Linked DNA regions of Homo sapiens: region 1 is linked to region 2. The links are chromatin contacts, found by Hi-C in ENCODE. All regions are on one chromosome and are shown on one strand. The core of a region is the stretch at or near the end of the contact, and the rest is flanking DNA. Distances in the headings are between cores, read along the strand shown.

What was found. A loop is a pair of places that touch in the nucleus more often than their neighbours do. Pooled maps may share reads with other maps.
Region 1: a map of CD8-positive, alpha-beta T cell shows a loop between it and region 2 (8-fold over the local background). The contact joins the promoter of TMEM33 here to the promoter of LIAS in region 2. A Hi-C loop is called at or near these places in 2 of 168 maps with a recorded cell type or tissue (CD8-positive, alpha-beta T cell and sigmoid colon) and 8 of 50 pooled maps.

Annotation. Positions count from the first base shown.
Region 1 is chr4:41,933,062-41,940,387 of GRCh38, forward strand. TMEM33 (transmembrane protein 33) reads left to right here and starts at 2,368. Exons shown (of 7, transcript NM_018126.3): 1 at 2,368-2,468; 2 at 5,541-5,635; 3 at 6,135-6,322. The coding sequence starts at 2,424. LOC105374426 (a long non-coding RNA gene) reads right to left here and starts at 1,614. Exons shown (of 3, transcript NR_188374.1): 1 at 1,545-1,614. RefSeq lists enhancers at 2,208-2,387, 2,628-2,677, 2,688-2,757.
Region 2 is chr4:39,457,587-39,464,305 of GRCh38, forward strand. LIAS (lipoic acid synthetase) reads left to right here and starts at 1,470. Exons shown (of 11, transcript NM_006859.4): 1 at 1,470-1,576; 2 at 3,204-3,376; 3 at 4,610-4,703; 4 at 5,939-6,019. The coding sequence starts at 1,532. RPL9 (ribosomal protein L9) reads right to left here and starts at 1,336. Exons shown (of 8, transcript NM_000661.5): 1 at 1,305-1,336; 2 at 808-854; 3 at 608-723; 4 at 1-95. The coding sequence starts at 853. RefSeq lists enhancers at 337-1,087, 1,283-1,577, 1,948-1,997 and a silencer at 1,518-1,567.

The DNA.
Region 1 (7,326 bases), core at 1,118-3,617, 2.5 Mb after region 2:
TTAATGTATTACAGTTAGGCTCTGTACCTCAAAAGGTGAAGCAGAGACGAAGGCACACAAGTGCATGGCCTCTGTAAAGTGGCCAGAACCAGCCTATGGTCAGTGGTCTTATCTGGAGAACGTTACTGAAATCAGTCTCTTGTGCAATCAAAGCTGTAGCTATGGTTGGTATAGCAGGGGTTCAGTTAGTGTCTGTGAGCTGGATTAGTTGTAATTGTTTTAATATTGCTTCTCTCTAGGCCAGTGGTTGTTTAGCTGCCAGAGGGAAAAAAAAAACCTCTTGTGGTAGAACATAGTTTATTTTTTAAGTGTAGGGGGTGCATGACTTAACCCTTGCCTGGCATGGCCTTAGGTCCTGTTTATAATTTGGTATCCTATTCCCACAAAGAGTTTGTTCTGTCAATGTTATGATCTTTATTGTAACATTAACATGTTAAACATAGGCTGACTTCCTAGAACTAATTTGAAAGGAAAACCCTAACTTTCCACGCCTAAGTAGTTGCTAGTCAGTTGTGTCTAAACTACAAAAGGGAGGGGGTATAATGAGGCATGTCTGATCTCCTGTCCCATCATGGCTGGGGTCCCCTTGGCCAAGAAAGGGATCTATCCAGTCAGTCGACAGACCCCTTACTTAGGATTTTATTTTTAGTTTATATATATATAAATGGCTTCACAACGAATTTCCTGACTTTTAATTTGCCCCTCTGTTCATCCTCCACCCTGTTGCCAGAGAGAACTTTCTAAATCTCAGGATGTCACACTTCTGATTAAAATTGTTCCATGGTTCTCTGGATTTCAGGGTCAAGTTCAGATCCTTTCCTCAGTACACCCCTGCCTGCCTCTCTAGCGCAAATCTTTCACAATCCCCTGACTGGTACCATCATTCTGGTCACACTCAACTAGTCCTCTCGCTGTCCTGTTACTTCTTGCACTTTCTGTTACTCTGTATGGAGTTCCCTTCCCGTTTTAAGGCAGAAGAATATGGTATGGCGGTAGGGAACCTAATGCCCTTTCTCGCTGACTTCCTAGAACTAAATTGAAGGAAAATCCTTACTGTCCACGCTTAAGTGAATAAAGGGCCAGATACTACTCCCTTTGCAAGCCCCAACCTGTTCTGCGCAGATTTGGGAAATTGAAAGTACCTCTGATTGGTTGCTTTTTGTAACCAATCAGACGTTTGCATAGAAGTGTAACTTTGTAACTTCTTCAGCCTCTGATTGGTTGCTTTGCGCAACCATTCAGACTGATTGCGGGCCACCACTTCATTTACATGAAGTGAACTCCAAGTGGCCAATGGGAAACCTCTAGGGGGTATTTGGACCCGAGAAGACTCTGTATCCAGGGCCCTTGAGCTGCTGTCTCACTCTCCCACACTCTGGAGTGTACTTTCATTTTCAACAAATCTCTGCTTTTGTTGCTTTATTCTTTCCTTGCTTTGTGCGTTTTGTCCAATTCTATGTTCAAAACGCCAAGAACTTGGACACCCTACACCAGTAACACTTTCAGCCAACTTTTTGTCGTTCAAGATCAAGGCCCGGACTTACCTTTTCCAGGAAACCTCCCCAGATCCCTTCTGATTTAGGTACCGTCCTCTGTGCTCCCTGTGATTAAATCAGCCTCTACACATATTACACAATCACTATGCTCTGATTTCCGTTTACTTGTTTCTCTTTTGCAATCTGTGTCATATTCCTCTTTTTATCCGCCGTGCCAAGTATGGAGCCTGTCACATAGCAGGCCTCATAAATACTTATTGAAAGAATTAATAATAGACGTAGAACCAACGGGCTTAGTAAGCCCCTGGAGAAAGGAATCAAAGATGTTTCTGAGGCCTCTATATCAGGAAGTGCGGAAATTTCATGGTTTGAGAATGGGCAGGAAAGATCATTTGTGAGCTGTATTTAATGCAAAAGTTGCTCCCCCATCCTGATTTCTTAGCTCACTGGGCCAATCGGCGGAAGGACAGGTGGGGCTCAAATTAGGAGAAAAAAACCACACTTCCCGTCATGCCTCTGGGCACCGCTCCCGTTTCCCCCTCTTTGTCACCGCCTCTTCCCCACGGAAATGAAAGGAGCACTTCCGGGTTCGGCAATAACCTGGAGCCGGCGGCGTAGGTTGGCTCTTTAGGGCTTCACCCCGAAGCTCCACCTTCGCTCCCGTCTTTCTGGAAACACCGCTTTGATCTCGGCGGTGCGGGACAGGTACCTCCCGGCTGCTGCGGGTGCCCTGGATCCAGTCGGCTGCACCAGGCGAGCGAGACCCTTCCCTGGTGGAGGCTCAGAGTTCCGGCAGGGTGCATCCGGCCTGTGTGTGGCGCGAGGCAGGGAAGCCGGTACCCGGGTCCTGGCCCCAGCGCTGACGTTTTCTCTCCCCTTTCTTCTCTCTTCGCGGTTGCGGCGTCGCAGACGCTAGTGTGAGCCCCCATGGCAGATACGACCCCGAACGGCCCCCAAGGGGCGGGCGCTGTGGTAAGTGCGAGGGCAGGGTAGTCTGGCTTGATTTGCAAGAGTTAGGAAGAAGCAGGAAGCGTTGCGAGTCCCGAGGCGTTCCAGAAGCTCAGTGCATTCAGGAATGGGATTAATGAGTTGGGGTGGGGAAGTTGGAGCGGGGAGAGGGGAGGTCCTGAGCGAAGATATGGAGGGAACTACAAGTTTGTTTCTGAAGCGACAATAGGCTGACCTGGAGCTGGTGGCCCCCACCTGTATGCCATGGAAATTGGGCCTTCTTTCCTCTTCTCCCACCTCGGTCTTTTGTTTACCGTAGGCCCCAAGGTTAAAGATGCCGCATGAGATTGTGCCATGACACACATGATCCATGACACACACCACGTGGAGCACACGAGTGCCGGCAAAGAACGTTTCTGCCTAGTTTATACAATCGTATATAGAAATTATGCAAAGGGAGGAGAGCGGTGGTCTTTTTCTTCTTCACTTTGTTCTTTATGAAGAGAAATATCATTATGCTTTTGTAATTTTTTTAAGATGCTGATCTGGAGCTAACAAGTTATTTGTGCCCGGAGCATTGCTGTCCTCTACTTTTTAATCCATAAGTAGTTAAGTATTATTCTGTGTGACCACAATGCAGTTACCACATTTGGGAAATATTACCTAATATAAAATCCATGTGCAAATTTCCATAATTGTCCTTTAAAGCTGCTTTCTCTTCATCTGGGATTCTGTCAAAAAGCATGCATCGATGGGCTGGCGCAGTGGCTCACTCCTGTAAGCCCAGAACTTTGGGAGTCCAAGGCGGGAGGATCGCTTGAGTTCAGGAGTTAGAGACCAGCCTTGGAAACATAGCGAGACCTCATCTCTACTAGAAATCAAAGAAATTAGGCGGGGCGTGGTGGCTCACGCCTGTAATCTCAGCACTTTGGGAGGCCAAGGCGGGTGGATCGCTTGCGCCCGAGAAGTTGAAGCTGCCGTGAGCCAAGATCGCGCCACTGCACTCCAGCCTGGGTGATAGAGCAAAACCTTCTCTCAAAACAAACAAACAAACAAACAAACATAAATTAGCCGGTCGTGGAGGTGCGCTCCTATAGTCCCAGCATAGTCCCAGCTACTCAGGAGGCTGAGGTGGGTTGTGCTTTTGCGCTCCAGCCTGGGGTGACAGAGCGAGACCCTATCTCAGAAAGCATGCATTCAATTTACTGGCCATATCTTGTTTACTGCCTTTTAATCTAGAACAGTTCTGCCCTCTCCTCCCCTTTTTTGTCTTTTAAGATACTGATAGTTTTCAAGAGTCCAGACATGTTTTGCAGCATATATAGGTACATCTAATATGTATATCTATATTATATATCAGGAAGCATTTTACATTGATTTATCCCATCATTGCAGAATTTGTTTGATTATTTGATTAAGGTGGTGTCCACCAGTTTCTCCATTGTAAAGATACCTTTTTTCCTTTCTAATTAAAAAGTGTTCTTTGGCATGATACTGTGACACTGTGTGAATATTGCTCCTCAACAATTTTTCACCCAAAGATCTAGTGATTTTTTTTTTTTTTTGCCTGATGGTTGGACAGTTTACTCTTAAAAAATGTATACCAATAGACTTTCTTAAACTTTTAAAATTGTATAATATACATAAGTGTGTACAAAATGAAACGCATAGCTCAATGATTTATTGCAGAATAAACAACCTGAACAAATAGATTTTAAGGAGAATGTTCTAAAACTAACTTTCAAGCTGTGGTGCCCAGTCATAATATTTGTTGAGAAACTGAGCACAGTAAGCTGGATTCATCCTTCACTTGATTACTGCTAATCATTTCAGTTTATTGGAGTCACAGTACGGTAAGTCTGGATTTAATGATAAATCAAAGTTGTATTTCATATTTCTGAAATTACCTACATGTGGGTTAAAAAGACATAAAATAAAACAGCCTGGAATTTTACAATGTACTTGGATTTTTCCCTCAAATTTTTTATATTTTTTTTTCAAAAGATAATGAAATTAAATTACATAGAGCAGTGTTTTTAGACTTCAGGTAGACCCATTAGTGAGTTGAGAAGTCAGTTTAGTGTAAACACCAGCTATTTTTAAAAAATTAAATAGAAAATGTCAAAATCCATTATATACAGTAGGGTAAATATTTGTGAAACTTTTGTTTATATATCCATGTATATGGATCTCAATGTTAAAATTACGAAGATCCTAGACAAAAAATGTAAAAGCCACTTTTGAATATAAGATACATTTTAATGAGAAAACACATTTTAAGATTCTGCTTTAGTGGTAATAGACATAAGTATTGGGGGGAAAGCAGCAAAGGAAAGATAGAATGGGAAAAAAATGGGGGAAGAAAATGGTATAGGAAAGTTTAATCTAGGACCACCGAAACTAGGGTAAGACTTGTGGGGGAACATGGAGGTGATAAAGAGAGTGGTGTAATCAGAGAGGCAGGTGGCCATTTAATACCTGTCAGCCACATTTTGAGCACCTAGAGTATGCCAGGCCCTTGTGCATGTAGGCAGATTACAAGGCGAATGAGTTTAGTTGTTACTACTATCATGGTTTTATATTTCTTCTTCAAAAGGTTTCTTTAATCCCAACTGGCTTTATGTGATGTTTTACTCAGCTCTGAGACCTACCTATTCGGATTTGAGATTTTTTGCTAAGAATAGGCATATGGATCTCTTGAGAGCAATTAGTTTTTGTTTAATGTTCTTTTAAAATAGATGAAGCCAATATTGCAAGTGTTAAAGGAACACAGACAATTGTAGTTGAATTTCTGTTAAGATTATTTTTTCTAATTAATTAGTCTTTGCATTTTTTTAAAATGTCAGCTGATATTTTTCTATTTATTTCTGTTTAAGTACTTCTTGTGCTTTCCACATGAAAACTATAAGGTGTTTGGACTTCTCATTAAGCATATACATGAAACATGTAATTGCCTTAGAGTTTTCACCTAATGATCTAAAAAAACAAATGGAGGAAGATTAAAATATTTTGAGTAGACATAAAAACCACACAGTCTTGATGCTTAAAAACATGATTTGCAGGCATAGCTTACAGTATTTTTCTTTTTAAATTTAGCAATTCATGATGACCAATAAACTGGACACGGCAATGTGGCTTTCTCGCTTGTTCACAGTTTACTGCTCTGCTCTGTTTGTTCTGCCTCTTCTTGGGTATGTATTATACATATTGCTGCCTTTGATATTCAATTGTTGAGTCAGTTTATATGGAGTGCCTTTTAGGTGTAAGACTTATTAACCTGTAAAGGGTTTAGGGACAAATAAAATACAAGTTCCAGCCTTCAGGTACTAACAACCTAATAACATTATCAGAGGAATATTTTATATCTTGTGCTTTGTGAAACTAACACATTGAAAATCCAAGGAAAAATTGATGTGTGGGAATGAGATAAGTTCATGTTTTTTTCATTTTTACTTATTACTTGACAGGAAGGTCCTGCTTTATAAAATTCAATTTTATAAATTGATTATAAGAAATTCAGTTGGGCATATATATGAAGTGAAGCTATTAAAACGGTAGAATAAGTTCATGTAATTTTTTTCTATTGACAAGTGATTTAGGTGTTGTGCAATTATGATGCAATTCACAAAGGAGGAAGAGACACTGCAGTTGTTTATGTCTCATGATAACCTCTCCTCTGGTAATTTGCAGGTTGCATGAAGCAGCAAGCTTTTACCAACGTGCTTTGCTGGCAAATGCTCTTACCAGTGCTCTGAGGCTGCATCAAAGATTACCACACTTCCAGTTAAGCAGAGCATTCCTGGCCCAGGCTTTGTTAGAGGACAGCTGCCACTACCTGTTGTATTCACTCATCTTTGTAAATTCCTATCCAGTTACAAGTATCCTTTTCTACCTTGTTAACAATGAAATTGCCAACTAAGCATATAGGAGATCTCTTCTGATTATTTCAGCAATGAAGGCATTCCATGAAGCCTGGGTTTGTTCTCGGCACTTCATTTGAATGAAGATATGTTTAGTGTAAGAATTTCTGACTTTAAAATGTGAAATCTAAACTTTGAAGAGCTGATTTAGGAATTTTAAACTATCTTTGTTCTTGCCTCTTGTAAGCTTCCCTATTAGAATGGATATTTTCAAATTCCCCTTCGAAGCACAACCTTACGCAGAACTTACTTTAATATTTACATTTTTTTCATTTAATTCACGTTTTTGGCAAAGTGTCCAGATGTCTTGCTTTAAAAAAGAGAGGTCCTCAGCTCTTTCCATCTTAACCCCAGTGAACTAGATACAAATGGAATTTAACCAAGAAACAACTTATTTAAGCAGGTAATGAGATAATCAATACAAAGAAATTAATATTTGCTGTGTATAGAGTAGAAAATAAGGACACACATGGATAATCCGTGAAGCTAATGAGAAATAATTCATTTGGAATTTGTATGTTTTCACATTTCAAAGGTGTGTTGTGGGATGATACTGGGTAGTCCATAAAGGAGGGGAAAAATGGGGAAGAGGTTCTATAGTGAACACTAGGTTAAACTTTCTTTTTTTTTTTTTTTTTTTTTTTTGAGACAGAGTCTTGCTCTGTTGCCCAGGCCACCTGCCTCTGCCTCCCAAAGTGCTGGGATTATAGGCGTGAGCCATCACGCCCAGCCAGGTCAAACATTTTTAAATAGGGTTCTTTACTATAGTGGCTTTGGTATTCTAACGTGTGTTGTGAAACTAAGAGAGTTAGTAGGGTTTTTTAAACTTAAATTTGTGGTTGTTTTTTTTCCTGTAGATTATCTCTGCAAATCATTTTGTGCATTGAGAAGTGCTGGTCTAAGAGCTTTTGAATATTTATGATACATCTGTATGTTATGTAAAGCACAATAAAATATTCCTC
Region 2 (6,719 bases), core at 220-2,719:
AGTGTAACACCCTTGATCATGTTCTGTACATGACTACAAATAGTCCGAACGGTAGCCAGTTCCTTTCTGTTACCCCACCATTTGTCAACCCGGAGCTGTAACAGAACAAAAAATGTATTCTTTCCAGAAATATGCAGGCTTAAAAGACAACAGACCACTTACCGAATTACTTTAAGATTCTAGAATTAACCCTTATCAAAGCACATGGTTTTCAACTGGAAAAATCCAACCACCTATAAAACCTCCCAACAGTTAAGCTTTGTAGAAGTTGCAACAAACTTCCCTTCTGGAAAATTAAATCATCAGGTTTAAATGACCTACTGCCGGTTCCTGTGATTTTTACAAAGCAATCACTAGGAAAATAAACCAAACTTCTAACACCATTAAGACGTGTCACTGATGACCACTATTACATTTGAGCTTTATATAATTGGCTGTGTTCAGAATCTGGTTTTTCAATTTCACTGAACAGGCTGGTATTCTGGACAGCAACATTTAAAGCTGAAGCACTGAACCTTAATTCGAAAATTGTTAAAGCAACCAAATGTGATGCTGTTATAAACCACCTTCCAACGAGCAACTGAATTATCAGAAGAAAAACCCTCACCCTCTTTTTTTTCTTTCCAAGAAGGCTGAGTTCTACATTGATGTGATTGAAGTCCCTCCGCAGGGTTCCTCTGGGGCCCTTCACGATAACTGTGCGTCCCTTCAGAGTAATGTCGACTAGAAGAGAGAACACACTCGTCAGGCCACACAACGCTTGGAACGTGCAGTAAAGATGTAAGTAAAAGACATCAAGTCTCATACCATTTTCTGGAATGTCGACAGTCTGATTGCTGAGAATAGTCTTCATTCTGAAACACAAACACTGGGGGTGAGGCCGACGCAAGGCCCGTTTTTCCACCAAACTACGCCGCACAGAGCTCCACTCCTACTGGAGACTGCCAGGCGGAAGTTCCAGACAAGATGTCGGAGGACGGGAGACCGACAGCGGGCCCCAGTGTGTCCCAGCCTGGAAGGAGCAGCCCCAAAGCGAGAATTACGAGGCCCAGCAGTCGAACTCCCACTCAGCCCAACCCTGGAAGTCCTATGCGGGCGGTGCCATCCCGGCAAGACTGAGGGGCGGGAATAGGCCAAAAAGCCCACAACAGGATTCGCATCTGGCGCCGCCAGGCTCATATGGCGCTTGCCGAGCTGGGGGACAAACAGGACAAGGTTCCGAGAGTGGGAGCCGCGCCGCAGCCTTTCCCAGAGCAGATGGTTTCAGATTCCCAGTACCCCCACGAGCACAGAAACATCCTTACCTCGCAGTAGACGCAGCAAAGAAAGAACGTCTGTCGTCATTACGTACTTGTATCGCGTAAGGGGCCTGCGTATTGCGTCATGAGTGCGCGACGCACGTAAGGCTAAAGCAGCCAATCGTGGAGCAGCTTGGCTGCTTGTCATAAATGGAGCGACGTAATTTCGACCTGTCCTTTCCCGGGAGTTAGCGATCCCTCAACCCCTGCACTGCGCTAGTCCTAAAGAGGAAATGTCTCTACGCTGCGGGGATGCAGCCCGCACCCTGGGGCCCCGGGTGAGCGGCGGGGCGAACGGGTTTGGGCGTGGGGTGGGGGGATCCTATCCCTTCAGAGCGCCCATGCCCAATAATAAAGGCCAGTGCATTTACTGAACATTTACTACTAGCCAACGGCAGTTTTAAACGTTTTTCGTGTAATCTCATGTAATTATCCCGCCAGCCCCATGATATAGAGTCTCTGGCATCAGTTTGTTTGCAAGTCTCTCTGGGCCAGCACCGAGGACTTATTTTCTGCTTAGAGTGGTTTGTACCCTATATTTATGGAGCACTGCAGTGAGCACCCCACATAGCTATTCTGTCTTGGACTCTTACTGTGTGTGAGACACCACTCTAGCCGCAGAGAACACAAACCTGTCCGCTAGGCTTCAGCGGCAGACATTGAGAAGTGCAGTAGCAATCGTGCAACACCCTAACAGGCACTCTTTGAGTTGTCGAAGGTTCTTTTGAGATACATGTGCAGACTCGTGGATTTTGTAGTGTTTTGGCTATCTCATACACGTTTGTGTTCAGATGTAAAAGCCGAATACCATGATTTCTTATGTTCTTGACTGCCACGTTCAAACACAGAAACAATGTAACCTAGAAAGTAAAAACGTTCATCCTGGCCAACATGGTGAAACCCCGCCTCTATTAAAAATACAAAAATTAGCTGAGCGTGGTGGCGTGCGCCTGTAGTCCCAGCTACTCGCCAGGCTGAGGCAGGAGAATCGCTTGAACCCGCGAGGCGGAGGTTGCAGTGAGCCGAGATCGCGCAACTGCACTCCAACCTGGGCGACAGAGCGAGACTCCATCTCAAAAAAAAAAAAAGAAAAAGAAAGTAAAAACGTTAGGCTTGGTTTTAACCTTCCAGTTGTCTGAAACTAATTGGGCATTATTAACCTACGTTTCAACAATTATTCAAAGCTCGAGAGATTTATTGCACACTTCACTTTAAACGCCCCTGATTCAAGTCAGGACCAGAACAGTTTTAAACTGTGGCACCTTCTTCAGTTATTGCAGTTCAATCTTGTTGAAAGACAAACATCTAGTTCCTGGTAGGTGGAGTACATGAAAGTGTGATATATGTTAGTTCCAGAGATTTTCGGGCCGGGTGCGGTGGCTTACGCCTGTAATCCCAGCACTTTGGGAGGCCGAGGCAGGTGGATCACCTGAGGTCAGGAGATCGAGACCATCCTGGCTAACATGGTGAAACCCTGTCTCTACTAAAAATACAAAAAAATTAGCCGGGCGTGGTGGCGGGCGCCTGTAGTCCCAGCTACTCAGGAGGCTGAGGCAGGAGAATGGCGTGAACCCGGGAGGCGGAGCTTGCGGTGAGCCAAGATTGCGCCACTGCACTCCAGCCTGGGCAACAGAGCAAGACTCCGTCTCAAAAAAAAAAAAAAAAAAACAGATTTCCAAATCTATTCTAAACTCAGTAGTAAACAGTCAACTCTTACTCTCTTTTAGGTTTGGTTCCTTCAGTCATCTTTTATATTCTAATGCCCTAGAATACTAGAGCTCCTAGTTTGACATAATTTCTGAATCACTTTTTTGGCTTTACCCTTCCGTTTAGGTGTTATGATGGGTTAAAACTAAATTATTACGGACTCCACTAAATAAACGTCATAATTAACTCTTTCTTTAGGTATTTGGGAGATATTTTTGCAGCCCAGTCAGACCGTTAAGCTCCTTGCCAGATAAAAAAAAGGAACTCCTACAGAATGGACCAGACCTTCAAGATTTTGTATCTGGTGATCTTGCAGACAGGAGCACCTGGGATGAATATAAAGGAAACCTAAAACGCCAGAAAGGAGAAAGGTAATTGAAAATTTGAGATAATTTTAACGTCCCGTTCCTTTATTGTGCATTATTTTCAGATATAACCAAGCCCTAGAATCTGTTTTTAATATCAGACTTGTTAAATTTAGCTAAAAATCATTAGAAAGATGTGATAACAGAACTAGATAGAACAAGTAAGCAGATGAAATTTTTGGAATCTTTCTCTTTTCTCTTGCCCTTACTATGTTACACTGCCATCTCCCCATTTTCTACCCAGCATCCAACTTCTTCAGAGTAAAGATTACTGCTTTGCTACTAGTCTGTTAGATCTGGGTTAGTAGCTGTTGATGATCTAACTTGTGCTTCTCCTAGTCAATTTACATGTGACCTATGGATACCTTGCCTTAATTTAAAAGAATGATGGAATTTTATGTAGAAGGTAGATTGAGTTGAAAGATAACTTAATCCTGCTCCTTCTATATCACAAGTGGATGGAAGTCATGGAGAACCAAGGATACACAGTCTCCAGTCCAAATTTTAGATCTTTTTTCCATTGAGTAACCACTATAAAATCTAGAATGTAGAGCAGACAGTGCACAGTTGTGATCTTTCCTCAGTCTAAACAAGTAGAGTACTTTTTGGCAGTATCATTCATGAGGGATGAGATATTTGAAAACTTGCTCATTCTCTTATTAGAATAGTGTAACTCTGCCTTTGCAAAAAAGGTAGACGTGAGTATAGCGCCCTGTTACACTCCATTATTGGTGTTTTCTTTTTGTTTGTTTGTTCTTGAGACAGTCTTGCTCTGTCACCCAGGTTGGAGTGCAGTGGCACAATCTTGGCTCACTGCAAGCTCCGCCTCCTGGGTTCAAGGGATTCTTCTGCCTAAGCCTCCCAAGTAGCTGGGACTACAGGCGCCTGCCACCACGCCCGGCTAATTTTTGTATTTTTAGTAGAGACAGGGCTTCACCATATTGGCCAAACTAGTCTCGAACTCCTGACCTTGTGATCCGCCCACCTCGGCCTCCCAAAGTGCTGGGATTACAGGCATGAGCCACCACATCCGGCCATTATTGGTGTTTTCTAAAGTGGTTTGAGCAAGGCTAAATTTGATTCTGTGTTCTTACTCCTATGACAGAAATTATAAGAGTTATTCTAAGGTTATAGAAAAAATTATTAACTAGGAATTGTAATAGAAGAAATTAACTTCAAAGCTGTGTAATTATTTGGCAGCATATTTGTTAATAGATAGTTATGTTTGGCTTTCCTTAGGTTAAGACTACCTCCATGGCTAAAGACAGAGATTCCCATGGGGAAAAATTACAATAAACTGAAAAATACTTTGCGGAATTTAAATCTCCATACAGTAAGTTGTCAAAGTGTAAACTATCCCTCTTCACCAAAAGCCATGTTTCTACGTTTATATAACTTAAAAATTATTAATAAATATATAAATAATAGCAAAGAAAGTAAATATGTTAAGTGATACATTACTACCAGGAATGGAAATATATTTAGAATCATTTTTCCGGCAAACAAAGAGATTTTTTGCCCTACGAGTTTGGAAACAAGGCTTTGTTTGTTTTATATTGCAAATTAGATATATGATTTGTTGGAAAGAATATAAAATTAAATATGAAGGTATGTCACATACGCAATGCCATATATAAACCATACTCCTTTACCTTTAACTCTTCAGTATATAATCTTTCAGACTTTTTTATTTGCACATATGAAGTATATACATTCGTAAAGTTTTTAATTTAAAAATTGGATTTTGGCCAGGTGCGGTGGCTCACACCTATAATTCCAGTACTTCGGAAGGCCGAGGTGGGAGGATCACCTGAGGTCAGGAGTTCAAGACCAGCCTGGCCAACATGGTGAAACCCCGTCTCTAATAAAATACAAAAAAAATTAGCTGGGCGTGGTGGCGTGAGCCTGTAGTCCCAGCTACTTGGAAGTCTGAGGCTGGAGAATCACTTGAGCTTGGGAGGTGGAGATTGCAGTGAGCTGAGATGGCACCACTGCACTCCAGCCTGGACGACAGTGAGACTCCATCTTAAAAAATAAAAATTCAAGTCTGTCCATTCTTACATAATTATGTAAGGGAGTACACCTCTATAGGACATGCTCACTACACTCTAATCTTAATATAGAGTTGGGCAGTTTAACAGCCTTTTTTTTTTTTTTTTGAAGACAGGGCATTGCTCTGTTGTCTATGCTGGAGTGCTGTGGTACAATTGCCTTGACCTCCCAGGCTCAAGTGATCCTCTCTCCTCAGCCTTCTGAGTAGCTGGGAGTATAGGTGCACATTACCACGCCTGACTAACTTTGATTTTTTGTAGAGGCAGGATTTCACTATGTTGCCCAGACTGGTTCCAGACTCCTGGGCTCAAGCAATCCTCCTGCCTCAGCTTCCCAAAGTGCTGGAATTACAGGCATGAGCCAGCGCACTTGGTCTTAACAGCATTTTTGAATAGTGAATGTCTTCAAAAATATGTTGTAAACAATGAGAAGTTTAAAATGTCTAATCACAGTCACCAACTGTTTAGTTGGTGGATATTGTCAACCTAATGGTGTTCCATTTCCTTTTGCATACAGGTATGTGAGGAAGCTCGATGTCCCAATATTGGAGAGTGTTGGGGAGGTGGAGAATATGCCACCGCCACAGCCACGATCATGGTAGGGCCAGCCTCAACCTCTATGGCTTTAGTCTAGAAACTGAAAGGGACTATTTTGTGTCTTCCTCCTAAAAATGTGCATTATGAATCTCTGGTCAGATTTTTCATTACATTTGCATTTATGAAAAATATTAAGAAAAAACCTGATGGAATAATCCAACCTGTTGTAATCTCACCCTTCTCTGAATAAATCTATTATTGGTTCTTTCATTTATGTGATAGTTAATCACGTGCTGCCTTGAGATACCTCTCCTATCAATGTTTGGAAACATTATTCATGATTGCTTAGCTTTTTATGTGTTTTCTGTTTAACATATTCAACAAGAAGGAGCTGTGCTTTCTGTTTTTACATCCATAGAGACCTGTACATTGATCTGTCATATATTTTATGTCTTTTAAAATCATCTTTTTTTATTATTGAATAGATATAAAAGTATCTTCATAGGCCGGGTGCAGTGGCTCATGCCTGTAAGCTCAGCATTTTGGGAGGCCAAGGCAGGCAGATCATTTGAACCCAGGAGTTCAAGACCAGCTGGGCAACATGGTAAAACCTTGTCCATACAAAAAAAAAGTTTTTAAAAATTAGCTGGGCATGGTGGCACTTGCCTGTATACCCAACTTCTGAGGAGGCTGAGGTGGGAGGATCACTTGAGCCCAACAGGTTGAGGCTGCAGTAAGACATGATCATGCCACTGCGTCCC